Regions from separate parts of the Homo sapiens genome. Here region 1 is linked to region 2. Evidence: chromatin loops called from intact Hi-C (ENCODE). Cell type or tissue: Caco-2. All regions are shown on one strand. Each heading gives the region's core, and the rest is flanking DNA. Links, peaks and the distances in the headings are about the cores only.

The links. Hi-C counts contacts between places; a loop is a spot of excess contacts. Peaks named below come from ENCODE experiments on the same cell type or tissue, not always from the same donor. Only the 100,000 strongest peaks of a DNase experiment are listed, where the experiment ranks them.
Region 1: a loop joins it to region 2, with 2.5 times the contacts of the local background. A loop is called at or near these places in 1 of 110 quality-filtered maps.

The regions. Positions count from the first base shown.
Region 1 is chr5:62,769,202-62,784,550 of GRCh38, reverse strand. It overlaps the pseudogene ISCA1P1. Among named protein-coding and RNA genes, the nearest start is that of LRRC70, 200 kb to the right of the region's middle. In Caco-2, for the core only: a CTCF peak has its summit at 5,431 (motif pointing right); no DNase peak of the experiment used is centred there.
Region 2 is chr5:62,711,530-62,726,878 of GRCh38, reverse strand. No RefSeq gene overlaps it. Among named protein-coding and RNA genes, the nearest start is that of LRRC70, 140 kb to the right of the region's middle. RefSeq lists an enhancer at 7,985-8,725. In Caco-2, for the core only: no CTCF peak of the experiment used is centred there; a DNase peak (open chromatin) is centred at 6,748.

The DNA of each region.
Region 1 (15,349 bases), core at 3,550-8,549, 58 kb before region 2:
TACACTGTTGGCGGGAACGTAAATTAATTCGGCCTTTATGGAAGACAGTGTGGTGATTCCTCAAGGATCTAGAGCCAAAAATACCATTTGACCCAGCAATCTCATTACTGGGTATATACCCAAAGGAATATAAATCATTCCACTATAAAGACACATGTACACGTATGTTTACTGCAGCACGATTCCCAATAGCAAAGGCTTGGAACCAACCCAAATGCCCATCAGTGATAGACTGGATAAAGAAAATGTGGCACATATATACAGTGGAATACTATGCAGTCATAAAAAAGGATGAGTTCGTGTCCTTTGTAGGGACATGGATGAAGGTAGAAACCATCATTCTCAGCAAACTAACACAGGAACAGAAAACCAAACACCACATGTTCTCGCTCGTAAGTGAGAGTCGAACAATGAGAACACATGGACACAGGGAGGGGAATATCACACACTGGCGCCTGTCGGGGGGTGGGGGGCTAGGGGAGGGATAGCATTAGGAGAAATACCTAATATAGATGACAGGTTGATGGGTACAGCAAACTACCATGGCAGGCGTATACCTATGTAACAAACCTGCATGTTCTGCACATGTACCCCAGAACTTAAAGAATAACAATAACAACAACAAAAAAAGTTCACCCTCTTCTAAAGTCTTCTGTCTCGGAAGATTGCAAATGTTACTCATTTCAGTTTCATTTGCAACAGTTTCAGTTGATTTTCAGTTTCATTGCAAATGTTACTGATTGCAGCTGAAAATGAAATCTCCCAAGAAGAGGAAAGAAATGAAGGAAGCAAAGAAATAATAATAAAGATACTAAACAAAGTTCAACTAACTACTGGAGAGTGGGCAATGCCACGGAGCTCAGTGGTCAGCCCCTAATTATAAGGAAGTCTCCCTCATTTCAGATAGTTCTGGAAGAAGAAGGCAGTCCCAGAATAGCCCACATTAAGCAGCCCGGAAACCCACAGGCTCCCCAGCTTTGCTCAGACTTCCTGGCTTCAGGAAAAGAACCATCTATAGCCCGAGTAAGTGATGCTGGCCTTACCCCACCCACTCACTCCTCCTTCACATGTACCTCCAAAAAAGTAAAAAGCAAGCCCATGTCACAACTAGCAGTCATGAACTGAATCCACCTAATAGATGGGTTTTGTTTGGCTTGCAGAGTTTAAAAGGGAAAAAAAAATTTGGTTGCCAACACTTAGAATGGAGAGATTCCACACAAAATCCAGATCTCTGGCTCCTCTTAAAATTTTAGAATATTTTGCAACACCAGGCCAGCATGCCCAGTGGGAATAGGTAAGGGAACCCTTTTTTAAATGGAGTGTACACTCTCCAATTTGCCATTGTCCCCACCACTCCTTGTTCTGACACCCAGCCCACCACACTCATTGACATTAGCTGTCTGGCACTGGTCGATATTTGAGTGCCCAGAGCCCACTGGTCATTAAGAACAGCAAGCCAGATGTGCCAAATGTCAATAGCAACCAATATGTCTATTAACTAAAACCAAAAACATAATAGCAGAGAATCTGATCATTTAATGGAAAAAAAAAAACCTGGGCTGGCTATTAAAATATATGTTTCTTTCCTAGGACCACAACTGTGTGAAATTAGGCAAGTTAACTAATCTTTCCTAAATTTCAGTGTCCTCAAGTACGAAGTGGGGATAATAATACCAATGTCATAGCATATGTTATGGAAGATAATGTATGTTATTTTAAAGTCCTTTATAAAGTAGAATAAGTTAAATATAGATTATGATACTGAATTACTCTAAGCAATAGTTGACACAAGAATAAATGAAAGTTGTACCATAGATGTTTAATGTTACCACACACACAGAAATAAAATCTAATTCATTGACCTGCTGATGATTTCATGTTATTCTCCATACTTTGTAAATTCAAAATGTATGCACTTAAATGCTAGAGCCACAATTTAAAATTCTTTGTTAGCAAGAGAAAGAAAACTTAAAAAAGGAAAAAATAATGCCTTTGTACCTCATTATTCTTAGGATTAATTAGAATTTGGGTCATAGATTCAGGTTTTCTAAAAGTTAATGGTATATCAGAGGAGCGTAACTGAGGATTTGGAGTAGGCACAGATCATTCACTGTACATCTGCCTAGAACTTCATTAAGCAATATCTGGATCTGATTGTACCCATAAAATTTCTGTGCCCAAATGAATTTCAAATTAAGCTTCCTAAAGGAACGAGAGTCTATTAAATCCCTTCCTCCTGGAACTGCGGGCAGTATTTAGGAGATGAGATGACACTGACGGAGCACCTTATATCAGGCTCCCTTAATAAACCAAATAATTTCAAACCTTGGGACACAAATAACATTAGCAGAGGCAAGGCGATGGCCAGAACGGGAAGCTGAAATTCTGAAACAAGCAAAATTTTTCACAATTTCCCTTCATCAGGCCAACAGTCACAGTGCTAGACAAAGGGAATTTGTCTTAATAAGTGATGCGTGAACTGCCTCAATCTTGGTGCCTGCTCCACAGAAAGCCACTGTGAACCTCCAAGAAACTACGATGTCGTCCAATGCTGCCCCCAACAAATGATAGGGACCTTGACCTGGGCATACTCTGCCCACCTCCCTCAAAATCAAAGAAGAAGTGATCTTCTTTGAGAATATGAACTAGAAAATACCCAAGATAAAAGGTATTACTTTATCTTTCTCATAGCATTTAACTGCAAAAAAAAAAAAAAAAAGGGGATTTGTATGCATGTCTATCTCTTCTAGCTGTAGGGCCCAGTGCTAGTGTATAGTGAGCACCCGATTCATATTTCTTAAGTTGTGCTAAATTGTCTTCATTCTCCATTTTCTGACTTAGCAGCACAAACGACCTAAAAACCTCCAAGCACTTTATTTATCTGGGACCTCCTCTTTTGGGCCATAGAGTGAATTATGGTACTGTGCTCACCACGACTCGGCAAAATGATAAAACTTTGAAATATAAGACTTACATCAGGCCGGGCGCGGTGGCTCACGCCTGTAATCCCAGCACTTTGGGAGGCCGAGGCGGGCGGATCACAAGGTCAGGAGATCGAGACCATCCTGGCTAACACGGTGAAACCCCGTCTCTACTAAAAACACAAAAAATTAGACGGGCGTGGTGGTGGGCGCTGTAGTCCCAGCTACGCGGGAGGCTGAGGCCGGAGAATGGCGTGAACCCGGGAGGTGGGGCTTGCAGTGAGCCGAGATCGCGCCACTGCACCCCAGCCTGGGCGACAGAGCAAGACTCCGTCTCAAAAAAAAAAAAAAAAAAAAAGACTTACGTCAAACTGTGCACAGTGGAATATCTCCTGGATTCTGTAAAGGCAGATTGATAATGCAATCATGGTACACCACCACTGATACTGCTCAGCCCTTAAAATTCAGGCTAGGAATGGGAGGAGTGGGATTCCCCAGCTCCGCTCCGCTCCTGCGCTCCCATCGCTTCACCGCTAGGAAGCAGCCTAGCCAGCATTCCCACAGGGTTGGAGCTGGAACTGCACACTGGAGAGTTAAACAGACCAAGCATTCAGTTTCTGCCTCAGGCACTCACTGACAGGGCAAATACAGAAACTTCAATTCCTCGTGTCTTGGTTTTGTCATCTGTAAAATGGGATAACAGCTCTTACCATAGGACCCCTGCAAAGAGTAAATGTATATAAAGGGCTTGGCACCCAGCCTGGCACACAGTAGTGGTGTAATAGATGCCACAACCCTCGTGTAGGGAGAAGAGACGTACAGTGACCCCGAGTGAGCTTGAAGATGACGCTGTGATCAAGCTTGGAGTGGGCTTCCAGGCACACTGGTGTCACCCCGGGCTCTGGGGCCCAAGGCAACACTTCTCAAGCCTTTCTATTGGAACACCACTAACTGTAAAGAGCGGTGAATGTATGCCCTGGGGCCTGTTGGAAGCTTCCAAATTCATTCTTGTTTTGTGGTAAACCTCCATGTCTTTTTAATTTGCTCCCAAGCAAATTTGTCTTGGTTTTAATGTCAAAACAATACGGCCTCCTCCTACATCTCTGAGAAATATGAACCTTTAGGGAGGCGTGCTATAATCATATGGTGACTTTGCTGACCCGTCGGCACCTTCCCCACACGCCTGAGGATACATGTGCCTCAATGTGCTACCACGTGGGACTGCCCTTCCATTAGCATAAGTAAGAGTGTGGGTCCACCTTTGGATATTGTAGCGTCTCATGATTTTTTTTTTATTTTTATTTATTTTTTTTGAGACGGAGTTTCGCTCTTTTTGCCCAGGCTAGAGTGTAATGGCACGATCTCGGCTAACTGTAACCTCCACCTCCCCAGTTCAAGTGATTCTCCTGCTTCAACCTCCCAAGCAGCTGGGATTACAGGCGTGTGCCACCATGCTTAGCTAATTTCATATTTTTAGTAGACGGGATTTCACCATGTTGGTCAGACTGGTCTCAAACTCCTGACCTCAGGTGATCTGCCCACCTCGGCCTCCCAAAGTGCTGGGATTACAAGCATCAGCCACCGCGCCCAGCCAGCATCTCATGATTAATAAATAAAATGCCAAGGCCCTGAAAAACTTTTGGAGAAAATGATTTTCTCCAAATCACAATGTGGGAGGAGATAGGCTAAACAGGGACCAGCTCTCTGAGCACAGCCTACTTTCATCTCTGGTCATAAACATCATAAAAACAGAACACAACACATTCGTGAACAAAGTTAGACCAACCATAATGCCAAAGTGATCTTAACAGAATCACAAATGTCATAGGCACCCTAAGGGAATGTCGTAAGGCATCCCTTAATGTCATAACATTTGAGAGAAGTGCCTGCTGTTTACCAAATACAGGTGAATAAATAAAGGAAATAAATAAATAAATAAATGTGCATCAGTGGCTCAGTTTGGGAATAAGGATGAAGAATTTGCATTCGAAATCCTCATAAAAGTCACATTAACCAAAGTTATGTTTCCATAAGACATAGTATTTGCAGATTGGGTCATCTGTACTGACCCTATGTGGCTGTTTCTGACCAAAAACATGCAGATTCCGACTAGTTCATAGCCCTTAGACAGGAGTAGCTATTGGTAAACATTGTAACAGCTGTAGGGAAATTAGACTTTCTTAATACTTAATATACAGAATGACAATACTACATGTACATATTTTGAAAAAAGAATATATACACTTACAGTGAGACAGTTTCAAACTATTTCGCTGATGAGAGGTACAATGTAAGTTATAAAATAATATCTAAACTCAAATAAGCACTAATATTAAAAGATAACTACTCTTTTACTTTTTAACTAAAATATTCAGGTGATTCTTAAATCGAACTTTAAATGATGTCCATGATATGTAAATCTTAAAAAAAAACAAATGGTATTTTCGTGTCTTGCCACAGTAGAGATGATCAGATACTTACCTCTAGGGGGAGCTCAAGGCTTTGTCTCTACTTAACGTTTTCTGTTTTCCCGGTGTTGCATGACAGAGCCCTTGGGATCTCTCCACTTGGGAAAAGATGCTCCACCCCATCCCTCTCATCCCCTTAAAAAGTTGCAAAAATTTGGGGTGGGAGGAGATGCTCAGGAGAAAAAGAGACTCTGGGAAAACTAATGGGCCAATCTCAGCCCACTAAGTGGTTATTTTTCTCTTTGGGGATAAAGCCTAACCATTATAAACCCAGTGTTTGCCTGGAGGATCCCCTTAGCAAATCCCTCAAACTACCAGTGGCAGCAGTATGAAACTGTGGACATTCATGCCCCATCATCCTTGGCTTCTTAGGATTACTGACTAGCACTCTTAGCACTTGTGGCTATATAAATACCGCTTTAATTTATACCAGCATTTCTCAAAATGGACTTTCAAAGAACACCAGTTTGACTGTAAGTTAGCAAATTTTATGTAAATAAAGGGTTGTCTGTCACAGAAGTTTAGAAAACACTGGGTTAAACTAAGTTCAAAAGTTTTCCTTTGTGCAGGACTTTTCATAGTCTGTAATGCATGATGACTCTCCAAAAGAAGGGACAAGTAGGAAGTGTTTCTCAAGTCTATATGACCACAGGTCTCTCTTTTAAGAGCTTCCTCTTAGGCCTGTTAGAACACTCCCTCAGACATTTTGCTCACGATTGCTGAGGTCGTGGTTAAGAAAAGAAGCACAGATTTGTTTTTTGTTTTTTGTTTTTTTAAACAACTCAGCCAAGTATATTTCAAACAAAAAGGGAGAGTTTGGTCTGAATTATCTGGATATCTGCTTCAATTAGCCATTCTAATTTACATGTACAATGAAAGCCTTGGAGTCCCACCTCCCTGCCATCACCTAATATTGTCTATGATAGGGAACTCATTAGGCCAACAGCATACAAAAATTTGGATTTATACTCAAAAAATGACTATTTACATCACAAAATGAGATTCGCCATAAAACTCCTTAAATCACAGATTCTCCCACCACATTTAAAAAATGATGCTACAAAATAACCATTAAGTTTACCCACTTACACATACTCAGCAAAACTCCTGGCTCACAGAGAGACACAATTGCATGTGGCATTGCACAGTGACCACTGCATTAAATACACACAGATGTAAACCCCTTCTTTTTAAAAGTTTTTCATGTAAGCTTTTTTCAGTAGGACACAAATTTTTTTTTATTATTCTGCCTCACTGTTTTTCTACCACATCTAGGCAAGTACAATCTGCATAAAAAATTGCTAGTCATGCCATTTTGCTACCCAGGTAAGGTATGTTAAGGCCATGTTGCTACTACTAGTCACCGTCTTCATGAGATGGGGTAGCTGGGTGGTGAATACAGTGGTCCTGGGGGAGGTGGATCAGGATCACGGACAGGCCTTTTTAAACTCTAGTTCTTAGGCAACTGCCGTCAGATTCTGCCCTCAGGTGAGAGCCACTGCTCCATGGTGTTCAAATGACAGAAAAAAAGTTGTATCCCAAAGAAATATTAGAGCAGGAAAATTATTACAAATCAGAAATATAGGACTACAGTTTCCAAAGTGAAGTTACATACTCCAGAAAATTTTAAAATAATAGAATTTCTGTTCATACTTTTATCTCAAAAATTAGAAATTAGACTTTCTTAGTATTTAATATACAGAATAACAATACTATATGTATATGATTTGAAGAAAAAAGGAATATGCACACATTTTAGAGAGAGACATTGTCAAACTATTTTGCTAATGAGAGGCACAATTTAAAAGTTGGGAAACCAATGCGCCCGCCGTGTCCGTGGAGAGAGGCTGAGGCAGCCAACCTCCGGCCCCAGGCACCGGGGCGCCGGGACGGCGAAAATGTCGCCTTCCTTAGTCCGGGCAACTGCCCGGGCTGTGAGCAAGAGGAAGCTGCAGCCCACCCGGGCAGCCCTCACCCTGACACCTTCAGCAGTAAACAAGATAAAACAACTTCTTAAAGATAAGCCTGAGCATGTAGGTGTAAAAGTTGGTGTCCGAACCAGGGGCTGTAATGGCCTTTCTTATACTCTAGAATATACAAAGACAAAAGGAGATTCTGATGAAGAAGTTATTCAAGATGGAGTCAGAGTATTCATCGAAAAGAAAGCACAGCTAACACTTTTAGGAACAGAAATGGACTATGTTGAAGACAAATTATCCAGTGAGTTTGTGTTCAATAACCCAAACATCAAAGGGACTTGTGGCTGTGGAGAAAGCTTTAATATTCGAAATCTCAGGACTCTTCTGGCCGTAGGTTCCAGGAAAGCTCGTGGAAGCTTTGGGGCTCACTGCAGAAATCATGTGACTGTCACGTGCTGGAAAATAAAGTGATACATCTTGAAAATGAAGCCAGTGTGTTGGATTCCGGAAGAAATGATATTTGTATTCTCTGTAGGGGACAAAATGAGAAGTCATCACTCTTTTTGGATCATTTAGATCTCTTGCATCCTTTGTTTTAGAACCAGTTTCATTAAAGTTGCCTTCCTGGACACCTGTTTATCCCTTTCCTGAACTGTGTGCACTCCTTAGATCGCTATTGAATGGCTTGAGCTTCCCTCAGCATTTCTCCCAACCAGATCGGCGACTCCTAAAATCCGAGACAGGACGTCCTGACTGCTGGTAGTAATATGGTGGTGCATTGTTTTTTCCACCCGAACTTAACATAGCCTTTTTATACATTTTTATGAAAAATTTCATTGTCAGCTGCCTCATTGTATACCCTTTAATAGTACCAGGCAAAGATTTTCTTCAACTATAGTACAGATTAGTTCTGAGTGATGGTATCAAAAGGTGAGAAAGACGTCATCCACCTGTTTTTTAATCCATTTCTTTTGCCACCCTATATGTCTGTTCAGAGATGGGATCTCAAGCTGACTTTGATTCTTTTAGTTGAGGAGTCTCTTAAAGCCATCTAGCCCACCTCCCTCAATTCCCTATGTGAGGAAACAAAACCCCAGGGAAGCCAAAGGGCTCCTCTCCACCCTGACTCTACAGGCCGGGGGAGAGTAGGGACTCTACCCCTCTCTCCCCTTCCTTGTAGGTGACACATGCTCTGCCCTCTGAGGCAGTCAGCGAAGGCAAATGGTCTGACTGCTTTATGTGGTCAACATTTTAATAGAATTTCTTTATAATTTGATACAGGTTATATTATTTTTATTTTATTTTGAGTGGGAAGAATTTTAAAACCTTTTTATGTGAATTACCTCTTGTTTCTTTCACCTTTGAAACAGTGGTTTGTAGGAGAGATGACATTGTAGCAACCCAGAATTCTGCTTTTGGAATGTGGTCCTCACTGTGCAGGAGAACATGGGGATCTTTTGTTAAAATTCCCAGTGTGCATACACTTTCTGGTTCCTCGGTCCAGTTGCTAAAGTTCTTAGTATTTTAGCCTAACATATTTATCACCAACTTTTCTTTAAAAGTGTTCCTTTTGTCACTTAGTTACTGATTTTCCTGGGTTTGACATATTAAGTATTCTATGAGATGATATATATGCTTTTTTTGAAAGCTGATTCTCATGAATTCAAGTAGCTGAGTTCCTTTATGTTTAGTTTATTCACTAAAGTAGCTGGCACAAAACACACCAAAACCTAGAGCAATAGCTTTATGCAAATGCTCATGAGTTTGTATCAATAATATGATTGTTGGATCCACTTATAATTCATGCAATACTGTATGTATGTAGAGATTGAGTTGTCAATTTAAAAAAATGTGTCCTCTTTGTGATTAAAAAAAAAAGTTGGGAAACAATGATATAGAGAAAATTATGCCTCTGCAAGCATATTTCAGGTTAATTAGACAATAACTTAGACAGATGTGAGCCTGCAATCCAATAATGGTCTCCCATTGTCAAACAAATGTCAAGATAAAACTAAACTTATTTCTGAAATGGTTCCATGTTATTATAAGAACAAATTTCACATTTTATTAACACTGTCACTTGAGTAGCAAATAACAAATTTTGAAACTTGGATAGCAAATAGAGAAGGAAAAAAAATTAAAATTAGGCTTTTAAAACCATTGGGTTCATGATCTGGGTTCTCTGCTCAAAAATATCAGCAACTTGTAAATTTTGGGCAGTATTTTTGAATCAACAAATATTAATCAAGAGCTGACTCAACATATTCACTTTTTAAATTTAAAAAGCAACCTGAATATATTTGTTATTTTTGAGTGGGAATGAAGCTTGCAAAGCTTATACGCATATTCAATTGAATTTATTACCAATTAAAAGATGTAAATAATTAATTTGAGTAAAACGTTTGAGTCTTCTTCCAAGACTATAGGGCAGTGTTTACTCATTGCAGAATCTTCCAAGTTTACTCAAACTGTTGGCACAGTTACCTTGAAAAAAATTTTTCCATAAGATAAGTTTTATTTTCCTTGGGAGGGTAAAGTCAAAAGAAAAATTCAGACTTCCAAGATTATATAAAAGTAGAATGAGTTAATATAAATATGTTCCAATAGTCACATGCCTTTCAGATATAAAGAAACACACATGTTCACATAAAAGACTGATATAATAACTATATACAAAATATTTTTGCCTTTCTGTTAAAACATACTTGTCAACTGGTAACATTCGTAGTATACTTTTGGAGATAAATTGAAGGCCTAGAGATTTGTCAATACCTTCACAGTCCATAACATGTTCTAATTCTAGGAAAATCTTATAAGGACTAAGTTCTTATAAGAGCATTTTGTATTATTAATTATTATAGAATTCCACTCCCCTTCACTCTAATGTTGTTACTTATTACAAAAAATAATCAGAGCCATTTAATCATATTATGGAAAATGATCTCTGCTTTTTCCTTATATTCACCTAAAAGGCCCTGCCATAAGCGTAAGATCAGGGTCTGAATCTTCCATAGTAGAAGTAATAACAAAAGAACCTCAATAAAGGATTATACCAGGTACCCTGGTCTATTAATACTACAGGGGAGTAATCCCCAGGCACCATTAACATCAGCACCATGAAGAGTCTCCTGTGACTGAATGATGATTTCTAGGACTCTTCAGCCTGAGTATTGAAGATGACTTCCACCCAGTACTTTGAAAACAAACCTCTCCAGAGGCAGAAACCACTGATTACCATGTGCTGCATTGCATTGTTTTGTTCCTGCTGGATTAAGGTTATAAATTAATTGTTAGTAGACATCTCCATTTTTAATCATGGTAATCTCAAGAACTTTACCCCTAACAAACCACTGGGTTAAGGACTAATTACTCAGGTATTGGCAAAGTCAAACAATCTATATCAAAATTAAAGGGACATCTAAATCAGTTACGGGCATGTTTCAAACTGTAGTAATAATCCTTGTCCTAGTTTTGCCTATCTGGCAGGTGCCAGGTATATGTCTCCAGAGTCTGAAATGCTGCGGTATAGTCACTGGCATACCAGATGATGCAACAGGTCATTCTGCAACTAAAGAAACATGAGGGACTAACTCTAGTTCAACTGCAGATGACATTCTCTGAGCAATCTTCTAATCAACAGACTCCAGACAATAGTGCAGATCTGATAGATCATGTCCCAGAGACAATGGTCTCTCCTTCAGTTTAGACTGAAGAATGACCAGAAGATGGTAACCGAGAATTGAAACAGAACTCACAGCTTGCAAAACTGGACCAAATTGTGGCATCAAGAAAACAGTCTAAGCTCAGATTCTTTAATGGCAACTTGCTCGGGCCCTATCTTCCAAGATAAGACACAGGCTCACCCTAGCTGACAAATTCTACTAGTCCCCATCAGGACTATTCGGTGACTAACTCTAGTCCTCAAAACTCTAGATTTACCCTTCTCTAACTTCCAAAGGGAAGTTACAGAAGGGTAAATTGAAGATGAACTTCCCAAGGTCATCCACGGTGTGCATGCTTCCCTGCTGAGGCAAACTATTAAATTTAACCCTTTTATTTTTACTGTAGCTGTGTTTCTGACGGTCTTTGGTCAGGGGGTCTTAGCAAAGGCCATAAAGTCACCTTGAAGCATGCTGAGTCTTGATAAAGAGGGTTTGTGGGTAAGGTGTATTTTTTAAGCAAAGGAGAAAAAAGAGAGGGGACCCAGATAATTGAACATAGAAAGAAAATGGGGCTTCTTCATCAATATCAAATTCCTAGGCCCTGCAACTTCCTCATCTATGCTGCTTCCAATGAATAGAGAAACCATAATAAGGCTCTTTGTAAAATAATTTGATGCCTAGTCTAGTTGCTATATAAATATCAGTGAAAACAACAATAGCAATACATTTTCATACATATATAGAGATATATAGTAACTTATAAGTTTGTAACTTATAACCTATGATACTGGTGCTGTTCTCATTTTAAAGGAAATCTCAGAGGATCTAGGCACCTAAATTACTATCACGCAGCTTTAAATAGTGCAACCAGAACAGAAACTCAATTACTAACCACCATGATAAACTCCTTTCCATTTTTTTTTCCAGATTTTATAAAATAAGAATCTACGTCACCTTGTGCATAATAGCAAAAAAAATTTGGAGACAAGTTATTGTTTTAGAGGAAACAAAGTTCACTTTTTAAAAAACGTAGATTGGGCACCATGGCATGTTCCTGTAGTCCCATCTACTATGGAGGCTGAGGCAGGAGAATCGCTTGAACCCAGGAGTTCCTTAAAGCTAGGAGTTCGAGGCCAGCCTAGGCAACATAAAAGACCCTATCTCTAAAAAAGAAAAACTTAAATAAAAATAAATACATAATAAAATAAATGTTGTGAACAAAAAACAATCTTTTTAATCATCATTTTTCATAGACCATAGCATTTATGCAGTCAGAAGGAATTTAATCACACACCATAACCAAAAGTTTTACAAATACTTAGTTAACAAATACTCAGTACAGTAGCCCCCCCACCACCACCACTTATCTATAGTTTCATTTTCTGTGGTTTCAGTTACACATGGCCAACCAAGGTCCAAAAATATTAAATGGAAAATTCAAGAAATAATTCACAAGATTTTAATTGAACAGCATTCAGCTCCATCCTGCTTTGGAGATGAATTATCCCTCATCCAGTGTATCTGTTCTGTAGACCCTGCCCACCTATTAGGCATTTAGAAGCCATCTCAGTTATCGGATCACTGTTGCAATATTGCAGTGCAATAGAAGTACAGGGTTCAAGTCACCCTTATTTTGCTTTTATTACAGTATATTGTTATAATTGTTCTACCTTCTTATTGTTGTTAATCTCATACTCTGCCTAATTTATAAATTAAACTTTATCATAGCTATGTATGTATATGAAAAAACTTAGTATATATAGGGTTGGTACTATCCACAGTTTCAGGCATCCACTGAGGGTCTTGGAACGTATCCCCGCAGATAAGCGGGAACTGCTGTAATACTACCAAAGTTTTCAACCTCACCTCGCTGTGAGGTCAAACACAGTCAATGCTTTACAAAGGCACCAGTCATGCTATCATCTGAGTGGAATAATCACCTTTGAAATGGTCAGTAGGATTTGAAATGTAGTCATGGCTCAGGTAAAAGCAATGGCCCATGGAGAAACTTTGAGCATTTCATTAAAATGGGTTTTTAAGCACATTCATAGTTCATAAAACTTAATGGTCTGTCTGTAATGATTTATTTTTAAGTCAGCCAGAGGCTGTTAGGAAGCCAAAACATGACCAAATATCATCAACTACTCTGTCAAACTTAATGTGAGAATTTAAAGTCTCACCACAAACTTAACAAATAAACTAACTTCTCCCAGCATGAACTGAATGTCTCCACTTGAATAAACTAAATTCTTCCTGACCTACCAGGACTTTCTGTATACTAAAAGGATATATTCTTTCCAGAGTACTAGGTCAGATATGTCATGACAGAGTCAGAGGGACTCATTAACGTTACCCACACAAAAGACTCAAATGAAGAGAAGACACAAGATGGCATTCCTGAAAATCAGAACACTCATTTTTACTGGTGAGAAGAGGTTTAAAAAAGAATATTAATAGAAAATAGTTCCCTGCTACAGAGGTTAAGTGTGAAGGTCTAAATTTGACAGCTTCTGTCTTAGTCCATTTTGGATTGCTATAAAGGAATACCTGAGGCTGGGTAATTCATAAAGAAAAGAGATTTATTTGGCTTACAGTTCTACAGGTTGTACAAGGAGCATGGCACCAACATCTACTTCTGGTGAGGGTCTCAGGGAGCTTCCACTCACAGTGGGAGGCGATGGGAACAGGCATCACATGGCGAGAAAAGAAGCAAAGATGGGAGGAGGTGCCAGACCAGGCTATTTTTAACAACAGCTCCCAGGGGAACTAATAGCATGAGAACTCACTCATTACCCTCCAGGATGGCACCAAGAAGTTTTTGTTTTGTTTTTTTAATACTTTAAGTTCAGGGTTACATGTGGAGAAGGTGCAGTTTTGTTACATAGGTATACACGTGCCATGGTGGTTTACTGAACCCATCAACCCATCACCTACATTAGGTATTTCTCCTAATGCTATCCCCCCCCAGGCCCCCAACACGCACAGGCCCCAGTGTGTAATGATCCCCTCCCTGTGTCCAAGTGTTCTCATTGTTCCACTCTCACTTATGAGTGAGAACATGTGGTGTTTGGTTTTCTGTTTCTCTGTTAGTTTGCTGAGAATGATGGTTTCCAGCTTCATCTATGTCCCTGCAAAGGACATGAACTCATCCTTTTTATGGCTGCATAGTATTCCATGGTGTATATGTGCCACATTTTCTTAATCCAGTCTATCACTGATGGACATTTGGGTTGTTTCCAAGTCTTTGCTATTGTGAATAGTGCTGCAATAAACACATGTGCATGTGCCTTTATCTTACAATGATTTAGAATCCTTTGGCTATATGCCCAGTAATGGGATTGCTGGGTCAAATGGTATTTCTAGTTCTAGATCCTTGAGGAATTGCCACACTGTCTTCCACAATGGTTCCACACTGTCTTCCACAATTTACACTCCCACCAACTGTGTAAAAGTGTTCCTATTTTTCTACAACCTTTATAGCATCTGTTGTTCCCTGACTTTTTAATGATCACCATTCTAACTGGTGTGAGATGGTATCTCAACTGTGGTTTTGATTTGCATTTCTCTAATGACCAGTGATGATGAGCATTTTTTCATGTGTCTGTTGGCTGCATAAATGTCTTCTTTTGAGAATTGTCTGTTCATATCCTTTGCCCTTTTTGTGATGGGGTTGTTTGCTTTTTTCTTATAAATTTGCTTAAGTTCTTTGTAGATTCTGGATATTAGCCCTTTGTCAGATGGATAGATTACAAAAATTTTCTCCCATTCTGTAGGTTGCCTGTTCATTCTGATGATAGTTTATTTTGCTGTGGCACCAAGAAGTTTTTAAAGGATCCACTTTCATGATCCAAACGCCTCCCACCTGGCCCCTAATGTTGGCCCAACATTAGGGATCAAATTTTAACATGAGATTTGGAAGGGACAAACATCCAAACCATATCAACTGCTAACCAGAAAATGTGCAAATTCAGTGCTGTCATCATACGCATCATACGCATTTTCATATAAACTGCTAGCTAAGGGGAAATTTCCATTTAAACTGCTAGCTGTCTGTTAATCAATAAATCATTTTATGCACACCTGCATTTTTTTTCAAAAATCAGCAGCTAAAGTGTCAAGGGACTCACCTTAATTTCTCTGCAAGACACTCATTTGATCAGCATGTGGCTGAATTAATGACTCTTCATTTTATGTCGGCATTCTTTCACAAATCCACACAATTGTAGAAAACAGAATAGTGAGTAATAAAGATGATCAAAAGAACAGTAAAACAGAAAATAATGTCCTCAATTAACCACAAACTGGGAGCCATTTCTAGGTAAAATTACTATCAAGCATATTATTAGTTGCTTTACATATTATTACCTGTTCTTGATATT
Region 2 (15,349 bases), core at 3,788-8,787:
TCACTTCTCAGAGAGTATCCTATAGAACACTTATACTCAAGAAACTGCTGCAAAAGGCTTCTGTGGTCAAGTAAGCCTTGAAATATCTACCTAACATATTCCTTCTTGGAGATTCACTATGAGTAATAATATATTGAAGGCTCTGAGAAGTTCCACAATAAATAAGCTTGTTTAATTTTTCTTAACCTAACATTTGGCAAACCGTTTGATCTTAGAATCCTTTCTCATCTAACACTATATTCCTGGACCACAATTTGGGAAATGATGTTAAAAGACAATCGTTAAAGAGACCAGGTTAGCTCATCCAAATGTCTTGATTTGAACCAACTTTGATACAACCAAGTGCACAAAAGAGGGCCCTGGCTGGGCAGTTGTTTCCAATGACTCACTGAGCAGCCTCTGCCCTGTTCATGAATAAGCAAGACACCTTATAGTCCATCAAACTCAGTTTCCTTGTCTATAAAATGTAGACTACAATTAATATACTTACTTTGAAGAGTCATTGCATTAGACAGAAGGTATGTTAAGTCCTTAGATGTGTAATAAAAGCTATCCATTATTATTATCCATTATTATTACTAAATCTGCATAAGCCACAGTCTCCCTTCATGAGAACTAGTTCCCTAGAATAAAGATCTATCATAATGATGTATGTACCTTTTTACCACTCACATTAAGGACCACAATCATTATGTCTACTAGCAAATGAGGGCGATCTTGGCACACACAGAACCAGCTTCTTACAAAGGATCACTTCCTTTCACCAAGGCCCTCCTCACTTTCTAGAGGGGCACTTTCAATAAAACTATGCAATGATGAAAATGTGGCTAGTGGCTTTGAATCAGGCACTTCTAGACACTTTTCGTTGTCATCGTGCCTTTTTTCTCTTCTTCCCAAATATGGGTCCTCCACAGTTCAGGTAAAGCCCTGGTTTTCTCCAATATTGTGGCCTGTCAGTTTGCAAGGGCTGTTTATAACTAGGGTTTATGTTGAGCTTTGGTAGAGGAGGAAGCTGTCTTTTCAGTTCATCTGGAGAGTTCTGGAGCAGGTTCTCATACAGGTAAAACCCTTGCACAGGCATAGTGCCCTCATTTTCTCACCATTATTAACTTCTTCAGATTATGTCCCTGAAGGCAATTATTTAAATGAAAACATGTTATGTATGAGATGATATGCATGAGAGACATTATCCGTGAAGAATGCCTTTGTTCCACTCAATTCATCAACTCCATGGCAGAGAACCGGCCATAATGGAATGAGACAGAAGACAGATATGTTCTAGTAGAAACAAATTATAAAGAACACGGACAACTTGTCACATAAAAGACTAATGCAGTAGAATGGCTATTTTGGAGACAAAATATTGAAAGGGAAGAATACAAAGTTCTAGTGACAATTTTTGAACCACTTCGAAACTATCCCCATATGACTTCATTTATTTTTGTTTTATCCTCTCCACTAAATAGTCCTTGACTGTGGAAATCTCTAAATTCTATTTATCTTTTATTCTCTCAACCAAGCCCCTAGTGTAGGACATTATTATCTGCCAAACATGCCACCTCACAAGGCCATAAAGTCAGGACATACCCAGAGGGCTTTGGGGTTTTAATACATCCTCTGTGTCAGGCGAGACCATAAACTTCAGCTGAAGAGGATAGTTTCAAGTTTCTTAAAATAGAATACAGTTCCATCAAAGTTTCAAATCTGAAAGATAAAATCACTTATCTTTCTAAGCAATACTTTAAAAAATTACACTGCTCATGTTTATTTAAAGAGTGATTATAGGGCTATTGGTAAGATATCTTTGGAGTTAAATATTCTGTATCAAGCTTTATGGTAGTTCTAACCCAACAATGCCAAGATACTGATGCAGTTAGCTCACTCTTCTATTACTTTGTATAAAATTTAGCAAAGGCTCTTGGGAGAAGAAGACATGAAGGTAGAAGATGGTGGGAGATGGGAGACAGGTGACAGAGAGATGCATACATACATATCCATGGCACATACATATCCCCATATGTATCAGAGCAATACATCTTCAGTTCAAGACTTTTAACATAGGCTTTACCTCAACATAAATGTAAAAGATACAGAATATGTAGATGATGGGGGAGAATGAAGTTGCCTCCCACATCACAGAAAAAATCTCATCCTTGGCTTTTTGAAAACATAAGTCATTTAAAACTCATTTTCCTTTACCAAGTGCTACCCTCAGGAAACTTACATCACTGAAGCCGAAGCTGGAGGAAACAGACAGAAAATAGCACATACACAATTCAGGCAAAGTAGCACATAGAGAATTCCCTGACAGGCTGAATATGGATTAATCAAGGAAGTCTTGAGGTTTCGTTTCAGGAGAATTTTTAGAACAGGATAAATTCCTTTGGAACTATCTAGTGAATCTCCTTGGGAGTCAGCAGATGAGCCAGAACAAATCTTTCTCAACCCTCTTCCATGTGTGTTGTCACTGGGTTGGAAAGAGCACTTACATGGCAGTCAACTTTAAGTGGTGGCTGCATCTCAAGCCTGCCAGTTTGCCAGCACTGTGCTTGGTCCTGTTCCTTTTCCCTGTGCAGATCTATTACAGACAAGTTCCCAGGACATAGAGTAAACATAGAAAGCTTGGTTCCCTCTCAACCTTCACTAGGATGAATCACTTTAATATACACTAAAGGGCTGAAAATTTTTAAAAAGCAATATATGCTAATCAATAGGGCTTTAGAAAGTCTCTGTTCCTCAATTTTGTTTGACTGTCAAGGGAAATTTGTTTGTAGCCTAAAAATGTACTAAGAAGAAAGACTAATAATGTAGAAGCTAAGCTCTGCCTGAACCAAAGTCATTGCCAACAGATGTTATCTCAAAGCAATTATCCACTGGGGTTCTGTGTCTTCTGATTCCACATAATGAGGTGCCAAAGAATGGGGCAGCCAGACAGCTGATGCAGTCCACAGAGATGCTTATAAATGGAAAAGGTTTGGGACTCCGATCTCATGGCCTTTGCTCCTTCTGCTTCTCTTGTTCCTAATCAGGGCTATCTTAGGGGGCATTTGGATCTGCAGGAGCAGCTGGGAGGGAGTTCTCATGTCATTCTGAGTTGATAGGCATGGCTAAGAGATGGCCTGACCAGAAACATCTTCACCTGACTCCAACCACCAACAAGATGGAAACCCTCTCTTTTGAGCACCTGATTGAGGTGAGTCCTAGAAGTCCTCTTTTTGAAAGCAGGAATGATAGAGCATTGTGTTTAATGCTACTAGAAGATGTTGACAAATAGCACGGCCACATAAAGCAAATTATTTTGTTTCATTACCTAAAAGCATTCCTCCAGAGAAAGATAAAGTTTGATTGGGGAGCAGAACAGGGAACTTAAGGCCAGAAAAGTCCCAAAGCTAACACAGTTCACCTCAGGGCATCCTTGCATCATTCCTTGCGAATGACAATATAAAATTAGCCACTTTTGAGCCTCCATGATAGCCACCGTCTTTTGGTGGCCTCGTATTAGGCATTTGGCTGCACAGGGAGGGCAATAAACTGACAAGCCTTCATTATGTCAATCATGTTATGCCATGAAGTGGAAGATGGCAGGCGATGGAAGATAGGTGAGAGTGAGATGCATACATATATACCCAAGTATTCATCAGAGCAATTTATCTTGAGATTCATATACACAAGCTGACCTTCAAAGTTCTTACTAACACTGCTATCTATCCAGAGGGAAATACTGTTAGAAAAGGTGAGGTCTATGCTACCTCTAGAGGCTATCCATGATAAGAATTGTTTCACTTAGCGGAAGCCAAGAATTTCTATTCTCATTTTTAAGAGTAATACTTTTTCCAGAGCTGAAAGGATGCCTGTAGCTCTCATCTTTAATAACCTATGTTCTTACCCTTTGTGTGACTGTCTAGCCTACTAATGACTTTCTCTAATCTTTGACAGTATTGTCTGTCTTTTCAAACTTTGGCATCTTCCAAGATTGGTACAAGGGACTTTGACACACCTGAGCACACCTAAAACCCTCACTCACTCTGCTACTCTCTCCTTCCTCTTCCTTCATGAGTTGGATCCTTCCTCTCCCCAATTATCTAAGTCACTCCTTTAGTTTTGTTTCCAGTAGTTTTCTCAAATACTTCTCTACTTAGAAGATGGGCAATTAGCATATATGAATGACTCCCGTAAACAAAATGTCCATAACTTCTCCTGATTCCAGCTACTCCATCACGCATCTGCCGCTATGTCTAGACTTCATGACACCTGAAACACTGCCATCATAGACACTGCTGCAGCGTGCATGGGCTCTCTCTTCCTCATGATGACACGAAGTTCCACTTCAGACCTCAAGGCGGCCAGTTCCAGTACAGTGCCCATCACTGTCTTCCTTGGTCTCAATAGCACTGCCCAATAGAAATACGACGTAAGCCCCATCTGTAAGTTTAAATTTTCTAGTAGCCACATTTAAAAAGTAAAAAGAAATGGGTGGGAGTAACTTTAATAACGTCTTCTCTAACTCAATATACCCAAACATCAATATGTAATCAAGACAAGAAAATTATGAATGAAATATTTTACCTTCTTTTCTTCTACTACCTCTTTGGAATCCGGTGTATATTTTACACTGCTGGGACATCTCAATTTGAATGCTTATATTTTCATTAGAAGTCCTTGGGTGGTATCTAGGTTTCATAAACTTTACAATCGAAAAGTAAATTCCAATACACAAGTTGTTCCAAATATGCTTAAACGTTTTCCAATAACCAAATCAGTATCCATTTTAAAATTTAAATTAATTAAAATTTAAAATTCAGTTCTACTTACAGCATCCCCCTGAGAGGCTGCTCCTTCTCCTATGGCCCAGGTAACTTCAGAATCAAATGGAGGTATTGCATTGTTCTTGTTCATCAATGATATTTCCAATTACGCTTATAACATGCCCACCTTCTTTGAAGCGCCATCTTCTCCTGCTCATCATTGCCTACTGACCTCCTAGTTCTTCCCCTTCATTTGCCAGACTCTGGCATCTGGTTTCCTCTCTTCCTCTCTACCCTAAGTCCTTCCACTCTTCTATTATAGATGACCTCAGTGCTCTGTGTCACAGCCAACACCTGGCCTCAGACTTTCCAGACCCCTGAATTTCAATGACCTTTAATTCCTTTCATTTCAGCTACCCACATCCACAACTGCCTTCTAGAATTTGTCATAATCCCAAAATACTCCAAGCCTCATATCAAATCTTCAGCCCACTCCATGTCCATGCTCCCTAAAATGTCCTAGACTTTACAGACGCTTGTCCCTGGAGACTTCTCTTTCCTTCCAGTCCATTGACCTAATTCTTGCACTTACAGCACAGTGGAAGAGTAAGGAAGAAATTTCTTGTAACCAAACTCCCTGGGGTTGCATCTAAGCTCTGCCACTTACTAGCTATGTGGCTTGGAGCAAGTTATTTAACCTCTGTGCGTCTCACTTTCCCCCTGTCTAAAATGAGGATAGCAACCCTATCAGGTAGCTTCTGTGAGAAATCAAATACAAAGCTTTTATTATCATGCAGTCATTATATAAATTTATTAAATAAATGTTTCCACCCAGCCAGGGTAAAACAATACTCTCCCTAGCAAATCAGTTGTCCTTTTTCTTTGTCCTTCTACCCCACCCGCTTGGCAAAACCTCAACCCTGATCAGTGCTGCTATCTACCTTCTTGTTATCTACACCCAAGCAACTAAGCCCTACTGGAGAAAATTGCAGTGTGATGCAAACTGGCACTACCACAAATGCTGTCACCAATGTCAGCATTACTGGATGAGCAGTTTTCTTGTACCATTCTCCACACCTAACAGGCTTTTCCCCAGTTGGAACTGAAGCCTATGAAGCCAGGGCAAGCACAAGCAAATCTCCAGTGAGAAATGTTGGGAGAACTGAACACTAGTCAGAAAACAAACGGATTTTTTTTTTCTTGAGTTCAAACTGTAGCAACAGTTATGTTATAGAAAAATGTAAATGGCCATTGCCCAGCCTAACCCATCTAGGGGATAAAGTTTGTCCACAGACTCACGGAACTAGGATTTTGTAGTCACAATAGAGCAGTGTGAAGCAAGAACAAATTAACAAAGATGTGGGGAGGAAGCTGAAGAGAGGAATTCTTTTGAAAGAAAGTGAGGTTCTTAACAGCCAGACTGGGCAAGCTCAAAAGAGAAGTGTCACTGTCCTTACTTTCAAACATGATACACTAGGCTGAATAACAGCCCCCAAAGATGTCCACATCCTCAAAGGGAATGTGCAGGTGTTATTAAGGATATTGCGGTAGGGAGAATATCCTGGATTATTCTGTGGGCCCCAGATGTCACCCCAATAGACTGTCAGAGGGAGATTTGACATTGAAGTAGGAGCAGGTGCAACAGAAGCAAGAGATTGGAACAATGTAAAGAAGGGGTCATGAACCAAGAACTATCAAGGCAACCTCCAGAACCCAGAAAGGGAGGAACTAGCCCTGCCAATACCTTGACCTTAGCCGAGTAAAATTGACTTTGGACTTTTGAGCTAATGAACCGCAGAACAATAAATTTCTATTGTTTGAAACCAGCAAGTCTGTGGTCATTTGTTATGTCAGTAAGAGGAAACTAACACACGCACATAGTATAGAAAACCTCAAGTGCTGCTGGAGCATTTCCAGGTGACAGATTCAGCCTGTGCCGTGCATGAGGGAACACGTGTGGGTTTAGCCACTGGGGCTCAGCCCTGGTGCCGAGGTGTGCCTCTAGAGGCCAGCCTGAGGACAGCCATGCATCAGCTGGGCCTGAGTGAATGTGGCTCTGGCAGAAGGTGCTTTCTTCCAGGAAGCGGCTGCTCAGAGGGAAAAGCAAGCACAATTTGTCAGAGAAATGGACACTTTCAATGCCCCCAGAACGAATGGACTGTTGACATATCTTTCACATCAGGGACCCCACGGGACCAAATCAAATGATGTATGTTAGAAAAAAACCTTTAGATAGATCCTAAAGAGACAATAGACAGTTTTGGCCTGACGTACAGTAAAAAAAAGGCCAGACCCAAAGAAAGAAGCGGGTGAAAATGTTAAAATTCAGCTAGGCCCGCTTCAGAGGGAGGGCAGAGAGGAAAATGCAGCCCTTCAGCCCCTCTGCTGCTGCACAGACAGGCAAAGAGCAGTGTTTCTGCTGCCTGAAGGCACGCCAGGCCCCCGAGGCTGGAAAGAATCAGAAGCTAAGTAAAGGGAAATTTGGAGGTCAGTGGGGTGTTCACTAAACCCCTGAGGCACAAGTTTGGGGAGTACCAGGCTCAGCTTCAGTTCAGGAATGTCAGGGTGATTCTCCAGCTGAAACAACTCCGGCACAAAGCAGCTCAATGATCCAAGGAATTGCAAAGCCAGAGCGAGTGGAGTGGTGGTGGGGTCTGCTTTTCTCCTTCCATTTCTCTGGGCACAGGGGCAATTGCTGAGAATGCCTTAGGATCTTGAAGATGAAGACACTCAGAGAAGCTGGGATAGTGGATATTACGAGGAAATTATTCACTTCCGCACTTGATTAATAACTTACTCGCAAAATATACCTCACTTCCAAGCACAGCACAGCCACGTTTTTTGCCCACCTCCACTGAGCAATTGCTCTTATAATTGCAGGAAACATGCTTCTGTAAATTAATTACAGGTTTTCAACCACAAGCTACAAGAAGGGGAAAAGAGCAATTTATATTGAGAATTAGAAAAGAGTGCTATCTGACCAGAAAGAAAGCTGACTTCTCAACCAGAACCTTAAGGTTCCTTGAGGGAAAACAGATCTTCAGTGAATTTAACCCCCTCCGCACTACAGATTTTCTCCTGATGTTCCTTCCAGTGGTTGTGGACTATTGAGTGGCCCATCAGTCCGAGCCTTATGGCTGTGGCCTCCTTTTTGCCGGCTCACAGGGCAGGAGGCATCTTCTCCTGCATCTAGAACAGTCTCTATATGTGCACAGCTGTTCCATCATTACTTAATAACAGAAAGAGAAGCACTAAGCCATAACAGATTTGTAGTCATTAGTCCAGAGCTACCATATTCTAGGAAATCAAATTCAAGGAACACCTAATTACAGACAACTCAGATCAGGGTTGAAGCCTCTTAGCAAAAGCTTCATCAACCCAGTCCTTGATGGGCCAGCAGGTGATGGAAATCGGGGAAATGGAGTCTGGTCCAGAGAATCTTTAAATGTCCTGTCTTTGTTTTATTCATTGCATAAGTCACATGCCAAGGAACATTATCCTGTTGTTTGTTATTTAAAAACTTTAAGTTGAGGTCCTTGTCCCACACATCCTACCCTCCAGGGGTCAGCACTGCCAAGGTCACTACCAGCTCTAAAGGTATGTTCCTTGGAGACTCTCTGCCTCTCATGGTCCTCCCTCTCAAGTTGTTCTCTTGGAATGACTCGTGGAGTTAATCATTTTCCCTTGAATTTCTCCAGCAACTTTGCCACCACCAACCAAAACAAAATAAAAAACAATACTCTCCCAAGTCATTAGCAGCATAAGGAATCAGAAGGGTTTGCAATGTGGCAAAGTAAACAATAAACAATTTTAGAATGGCTATGAAAGATCCCTGTTCTCAGAGGGCTTGCTGGGAGGGTGGGAGAGGAGTAAGAGACGAAAAACTACCTATTGAAGTAAAAGGTACACTACGCAGGTGACAATACACAAAAATCCCAGACTTCACCACTGTATGATTCATCCATGTAACCAAAAACCACTTGTACCCCTAAAGCTAATGAAATAAAAAAAATTTTTTTTAATAAAATGAAAGGGCTTGCCCCCTCTTCCACTAGCAAGGCCTCTTGCTCCACCCTGTCCCACAGGCTCCAACCTCCTCTGACACGGTCCAGCCTCACCCACTCCATCACACAGACATCTACTGTAGGAGACAAGAATATGCCATCCCAAAATATGCCTCTTTGGCATAAGGATTATTTTGACCTGAAGGCAATTGGGAAGAAGTAGATATAAGAAAAGCTCTCTGCCCTCTTCCATTTGCCTACAAGGAGGACACAAATTTACAAAGGAAAGGTGTCCTCCTCCCTCACTACCAGGAAGGAGAAAAGTTGACCACTGATTCAACATTAGACCCTTTTCAGCCTGTGCACAGCACCAGAGGAATCTGCATAACAAACTTGGCTAACTCCCACATATGCGCCTTCCCACAATTTGCTGCCCCTAGAGACTCAAAGTCTTTTTCCTTTGTCTTAACACTTCTCTAAAAACATACTGTTTTTTGTTGAAGGTGCCATATAAGCCAGAGGTCTAAGCCACATCCTTGAGAATTACTCATTCCTCAGGTATCTCCCATGTGTATATGAAATATACATGTTAATGCACTTCTGTTTGTCTTTCTCTTGTTAATCTGTCTTTTGCTGCAGGGGTCTGTCCCAGCTAAGAACTCAGAAGGGTAGAGAGAGAGTTATTTTTCCTTCCCTTCAAGGTCATGTGAGGATCACATTCCTCCAGTACACACTACCGGGGCCTCATCTTTCTCCCCTAAGTGGATTACAAAGGTTTCCCTAAATTAAGACAATGCTCTTTTTAAGATATTTTCTGGCACCAATTACTAAGATGAAAAGTTTTTCATCCCAATATTACTCAGATCTGGTTTAAACTGGTTCGTTACTTTGGGGAGTTTTAAAAATCCTACTTGTTTTGCTTTATTTTTAAAAACAAATTAATGTGATTTGTTGCAGTTTTTCATTTACTGCTGCATTTGGCTCAAGTTTCTGTTTATAAATAAACATACTCCGGTTCACCTACTCCATGCATTTTTGCTTTAGATCATGTTTTGACAAATTCTGACAAAGTTAAAAAAGAATTCAAAGCAACCAACTGCCTCTACTTCAAACTTATGTTAAAAAGTTTAATTTTATTCTTGCTAAGAATAACCCAGGAAAGGGGCACTCATAAATATTAGAAAATCTTTTATCTAAATACAATAAAATATTTCACTACCATTTGAAAGTAATTGTACTGAGTGTAAGCAGAAGTTTATATTGAGTTATTAAATTAGTAACAAACTTACTTTCTGCCAATCCAGGAATAACAATTGAACCTATAAGTGATATCACACATACTTGGCTATCGCACTGCCCTAAAATTTATTTCATCTCATGGTAAATTTTAAAAAGCAGGAGAGGGAAGAGAAAACACGATTTTGCTAACGGTGGGCAGATTGACAACACTGTTGTGTCCTGGGAATCCTGAAGTTTTGCTATTTTGTTTTGTTTGAACTCTTCCCTGTGCCCTCCCACCTCCCTCAGAGAAGACTTGAAATTTCAGGTCTCCACTTTCTAGTGATCTCCTTAAAGAGTGAGTTTTACTTGAGTGGAGGTAACTAATTTAGTGAAAAAACATGGATATATGGGCGTTGGAATTCTGGCTCTGGCATTTCTAGCCGTATAAGTTTGCACAAGTTATTTCACCTTTTTGAGACTCAGTTTCCCCATACATAGTTTGGCATTATCAGAAAATTTATCCAAAATTTCAAAATAAGCAGAAGGGATTACCAGGAGTTCTTTCATTATGGTACTGAGTTTGTTTTTCTATTGTCTGGGATATCTTTCAACTCTGTAGGCGCAGAGTTTAAATCGCATGTTTTTGTCCAGTAGAAATGCAAATAATTTTTATTTGGTGACAGATATAACCATAAAGATGATGGTTTAGGGCTTCATTGAACATTACTCAGTTTTGTGTCTTACCCAGCAATCTCATCTCAACATTGCCTACAAGCTCCCTCCCCTTTCAAATGCTCTCTGATGTATCATTAACATCTTCATGGTTCTTTCATTAATGAGGTAAATAAAATCTTTGATGTGTATTCACTTTATATTTGCATAAGACTCATGATTTTATCTTTCTGAAAATTATGCCTTAATAGAGGTAATCATCTCTGTTACTTTGGTTTATGAAAGGATTCAATAAAGTGATATAATAATAAAAATAACAATAATAATGATGTTTATATTTTATTGACTACTTACTCCATGCCAGCACTGCTCCTAAACATTCTTGTTATATGTGCTAATTTAATCCTTACAACTCTATAAGGTAAACATAATTCCCATCGTATAGACAAGAAAACTGTGGCATAAAATGTTGGAGAAAGTTACCCAAGGTTACAGAGCTAGTAAATGTGACAGCTGGTATACAAACTCTTCAAAGAAGGCAAGCGACCTACGTGTCTCCTACTTGGCAAAAGCCTTTCTCTTCCTTTTTATGACCTCAGCTGCCTGAAGACAATATGGCAGTTAACAACTCATTGCCAGCCAAGCATAAGCCCAGCCATTCTCCCAGCCAAGCTGTCCCTTCACCCAGTCCTCTTTCATGCTCAGCTCCAGAACACCACCTCCAGGGAGGGCCCTGGCTGCCAGGGAGGCTCCTTCCTCTGAACTCTGGCACTAGTCTTTAAGAAATTAAATAGACTGATTGCACACTGATAGTTATTATACCAGGATTCCCCTTGAAACACCCCACCCCACTGGGGACTGCAGGTAACTTAAGGGAAGACAAGGAGATATCTGGAGAGTTTCTTTATGTCACAGTTCTCAGATAAAAACTCTTCACTCAAGGATCAAAAACTGATTATTCTGAACCAGGCATATACAAAGGAAAGGGAGAAGGAAAGATAAAATAATCCCTTTCCCACATGCAGAACATAGTGATAACCGCTGAACATTCCAAAAGAGATAGAGAAATCAGGTAGCCCCAGTAACCTTCACCTTTAACCTAGAGACATACGTTTGCAAGGCCCATTCTAACTTCTCTTACAGATTGTTCAGCATCTGGTGCCTTGTGGTGAAGGATCCCAACTTTTCCAGCCATCCTGAGACCTCAGTCTCTCCCGTGTTCAGCATCGAAAGACCTGAGAGAGAAAAATGACTACAAGACTGCGGCAAATCACCTAAGGGAGGTCATATCCTCTAAGTCAGGAGTCCTCAAAGTGTGGCCCACAGACCCTTGCAGGTCCCTGAGACCCTTTTGGGTGGTCCATGAGGTTGAAATTGTTGTCATAATAATACTAACACATCATTTGCCTTTTTCACTGTTTTCGACATTTGCAGAAGCACTGGTGGGTAAAACTGCTGCCATGTTAACAACAAACCAAGGCAGTGGCACTGAGATGTACTGATGGTCATCTTGTTCCCCACCATGCACTCACAGTAAGAAGAAAAGGCCAGTTTCAATAAAAATCTCCTTGTTGAGTCAGTAAAAAACAGCAATTTCATTAAATCTCAGCCCTCACACATTATTTTAATAAGCTTTGTGTCAAAACAAAAAGTGCACAGAAAGCATTTCTGCTATCTTGAGGTTGTCTCAAGGAAAAGCATTTGTGTAACTGAGTTGCGAGCTGAACCAGCTGCTTTCTTCATGGAGCACCATCTTTATTCTTGAAAGCATGACTGACAGACAAACTGGTTGGTGGACATTTTCTCAATACCAAAACGAGCAAGCCTGTCACTTCAAGGAAAACTGGCAGTATTTACTGGCAACAATAAAAATTTGAGCTGTTAAGCAAAAATTAGAATTTTGGAAAACTTATATCCACCACTATGACTGTGACAGCTTCTACATACTTACAGACTTTTCTGAGGAGATGGGTAATATTAACAATGGTAATTTTTTGATATCATGTAACAAAATGTGTCAATATTTGGAACAGCTGCATAACTCAGCAATCCAATATTTTCCAAATGGCCAATGCACAATACTACAAAATCCACATACTGGATTTTGCCCATTTAAAGGGCAAGATAGACCAAACGGATTTTAATGTACAGAGGACAAAAGAGTCATTGGTATGTTCTCAGATTCTGCACTGCAACTAACCTTTAAGAGATTACCTCTTGTTGAGCTGCAGTTTAGTATCAAAGAAGAATATTCTCAATTATCTGAAAAGACTAATGAAATACTTCTCCCTTTTCCAACTGAATATCTGGTTAAGTCCAGATTTTCTTCCCACAGAACAGATTGTGACAGATTGAATGCAAAAACAAATACGAAAATCTAGTTGTTTTCCTGTAAGCCAGACATTACAGAGATTTGTTAAAATGTCAAACAGGCCGGGCATGGTGGCTCATGCCTGGGAGGCTGAGGCGGGTGGATCACGAGGTCAGGAGATGGAGACCATCCTAGCTAACATGGTGAAACCCCGTCTCTACTAAAAATACAAAAAAATTAGCCGGGCGTGGTGGTGGGTGCCTGTAGTCCCAGCTACTCGGGAGGTTGAGGCAGATGAATGGCGTGAACCCGGGAGGCGGAGCTTCCAGGGAGGCGGAGCTTGCAGTGAGCCGAGATTGCGCCACTGCACTCCAGCCTGGGCGACAAAGCAAGACTCCGTCTCAAAAAAAAAAAAAAAAAAAAAAAAAAGTGAAACAATGTCACTCTTCTCACTAAATTTTTGTTTTGGATAATGTAGTTATTTGTCATAAAGCATCTGTTATGTATGCTCAAAAGTAATGGGTTTATTATAGTTATTCTTAAATATTTTAAGTGTCCATTTTGATAACTAATATAAATATGTATAAATCAAATAAAACGTCTTTAGGATCTTCAATAAGATTTAATAGTGTAAAGGGGACTGAGACCCAAAAGCATGAGAACTACTCTCTAAGTAGAGAGTTTCGACTACCAACAGATGGCTTTAATATGTAAGGAAGTGCTGATGCAGTTTAGAGAACTGTGATATTGGCTTATCTTGGAGCCTGCCTATCCCTAGACCCTGTCCCTAAGTGAGGAGTAAGAATAACTCCCATTTGTATTAGAAACCACCCTAACACAATGTCTTTCTTTTCTTTTCTTTTCTTTTTCAGATGGAGTTTCCCTCTTGTTGCCCAGGCTGGAGTGCTAATGGCGCGATCTCGGCTCACCGCACCCTCCTCCTCCCGGGTACAAGTGATTCTTCTGCCTCAGCCTCCCGAGTAGCTGGGACTACAGGCATGTGCCACCACATCTGGCTAATTTTGTATTTTTAGTAGAGACGGGGTTTCTTCATGTTGGTCAGGCTGGTCTTGAACTCCCGACCTCAGATGATCTGCCTGCCTCAGCCTCCCAAAGTGCTGGGACTACAGGCGTGAACCACCATGCCCAGCCAACATCATGTCTTTCTATGCCTGCACTATGTCCTTCTCTATGCTGAAGCATAAGCATCTTGTGGATAAGAACCATGACTTCTGGCCAGGTGCAGCAGCTCATGCCTGTAATCCCAGCACTTTAGGAGGCTGAGGTGGGCCAACGGCTTGAGTCTAGGAGTTTGAGACCAACCTGGGCAACATAGTGAAACCCTATCTCTACAAAAAACAAAAAATTAGCCAGCGTGGGGGCATTCACCTGTAGTCCCAGCTACTCAGGAGGCTGAGGTGGGAGGATCACTTGAGCCCAGGAGGTCAAGGCCGCAGTGAGCCATGATCACACTCCTGCACTCAGCCTGGGCAACAGAGTGAGACCCTGTCTCAAAAGACAAACGAACAAAAGTCCATGACTTCTGATCTTTCATCTCTGCTAAGTACCTACACGTGGTAAATACTTTCTATTATGAATTGATTTTCATCAAGAAAATGTATCTCCTAAGGGGCTATGTTCTCCTGCAGAGGGACTCAGTCCATTTGTTGTTGTAGCAGCATTTACATGGCCTGGGATAAAGTACACACTGCCTCTTTCTGGAAGGTCATTCTCTTCAACCAAAAGGGGCATAAGAAAGAAAGAGACTTCTATCTGGTCAGCCAGACCAACCCATTTTGACTTTCTCAATCTGACATTGTAACCTGATTCCCCCACACTTCAGCCAATCATTTTTCAGCTGGAAGCATAATTAAACTAATTAACATACGCATAGCAAATAGGGAGGAGGCAGCTGAGTTTAATAATCTTATATTTGTATAGCACTTTATGCTTTCCAAATTTTACACCTCACTGGATTCTCAGAACACCCCTGTGAGATGGGGCAGTCATTATAACTTCCCATTAGCCAATGAGCAAAGTGAGGCAAGGAGAGATGAAATCACCCATCAGTGCCCATTCAACAGCTAAGCCAGGTCTCCTGACCACCAGCCCAGTGCTCTTCCCACTTCCCTGTGGACACTCTGACTCCTGTTGCCATTTTGATATTGAAGGGGCAAAGAGAAAGACAGCAACTATCTTTGCTCCTTCACTCCTGTTTCTCAGAGGCTCCACTCTAATTCCTTGATTCAGAAATAAGAGCAACTGATTTTTAAATAAATTTCATCCTGGCCTGGAATATTTTCATCTTAAAAATATGTCAGATATGTCTATGAGATTCCTTATTGTTACCCCCACAAATCACAAGTCAATACAGCTTCTTCAGAAACAAGAAAACA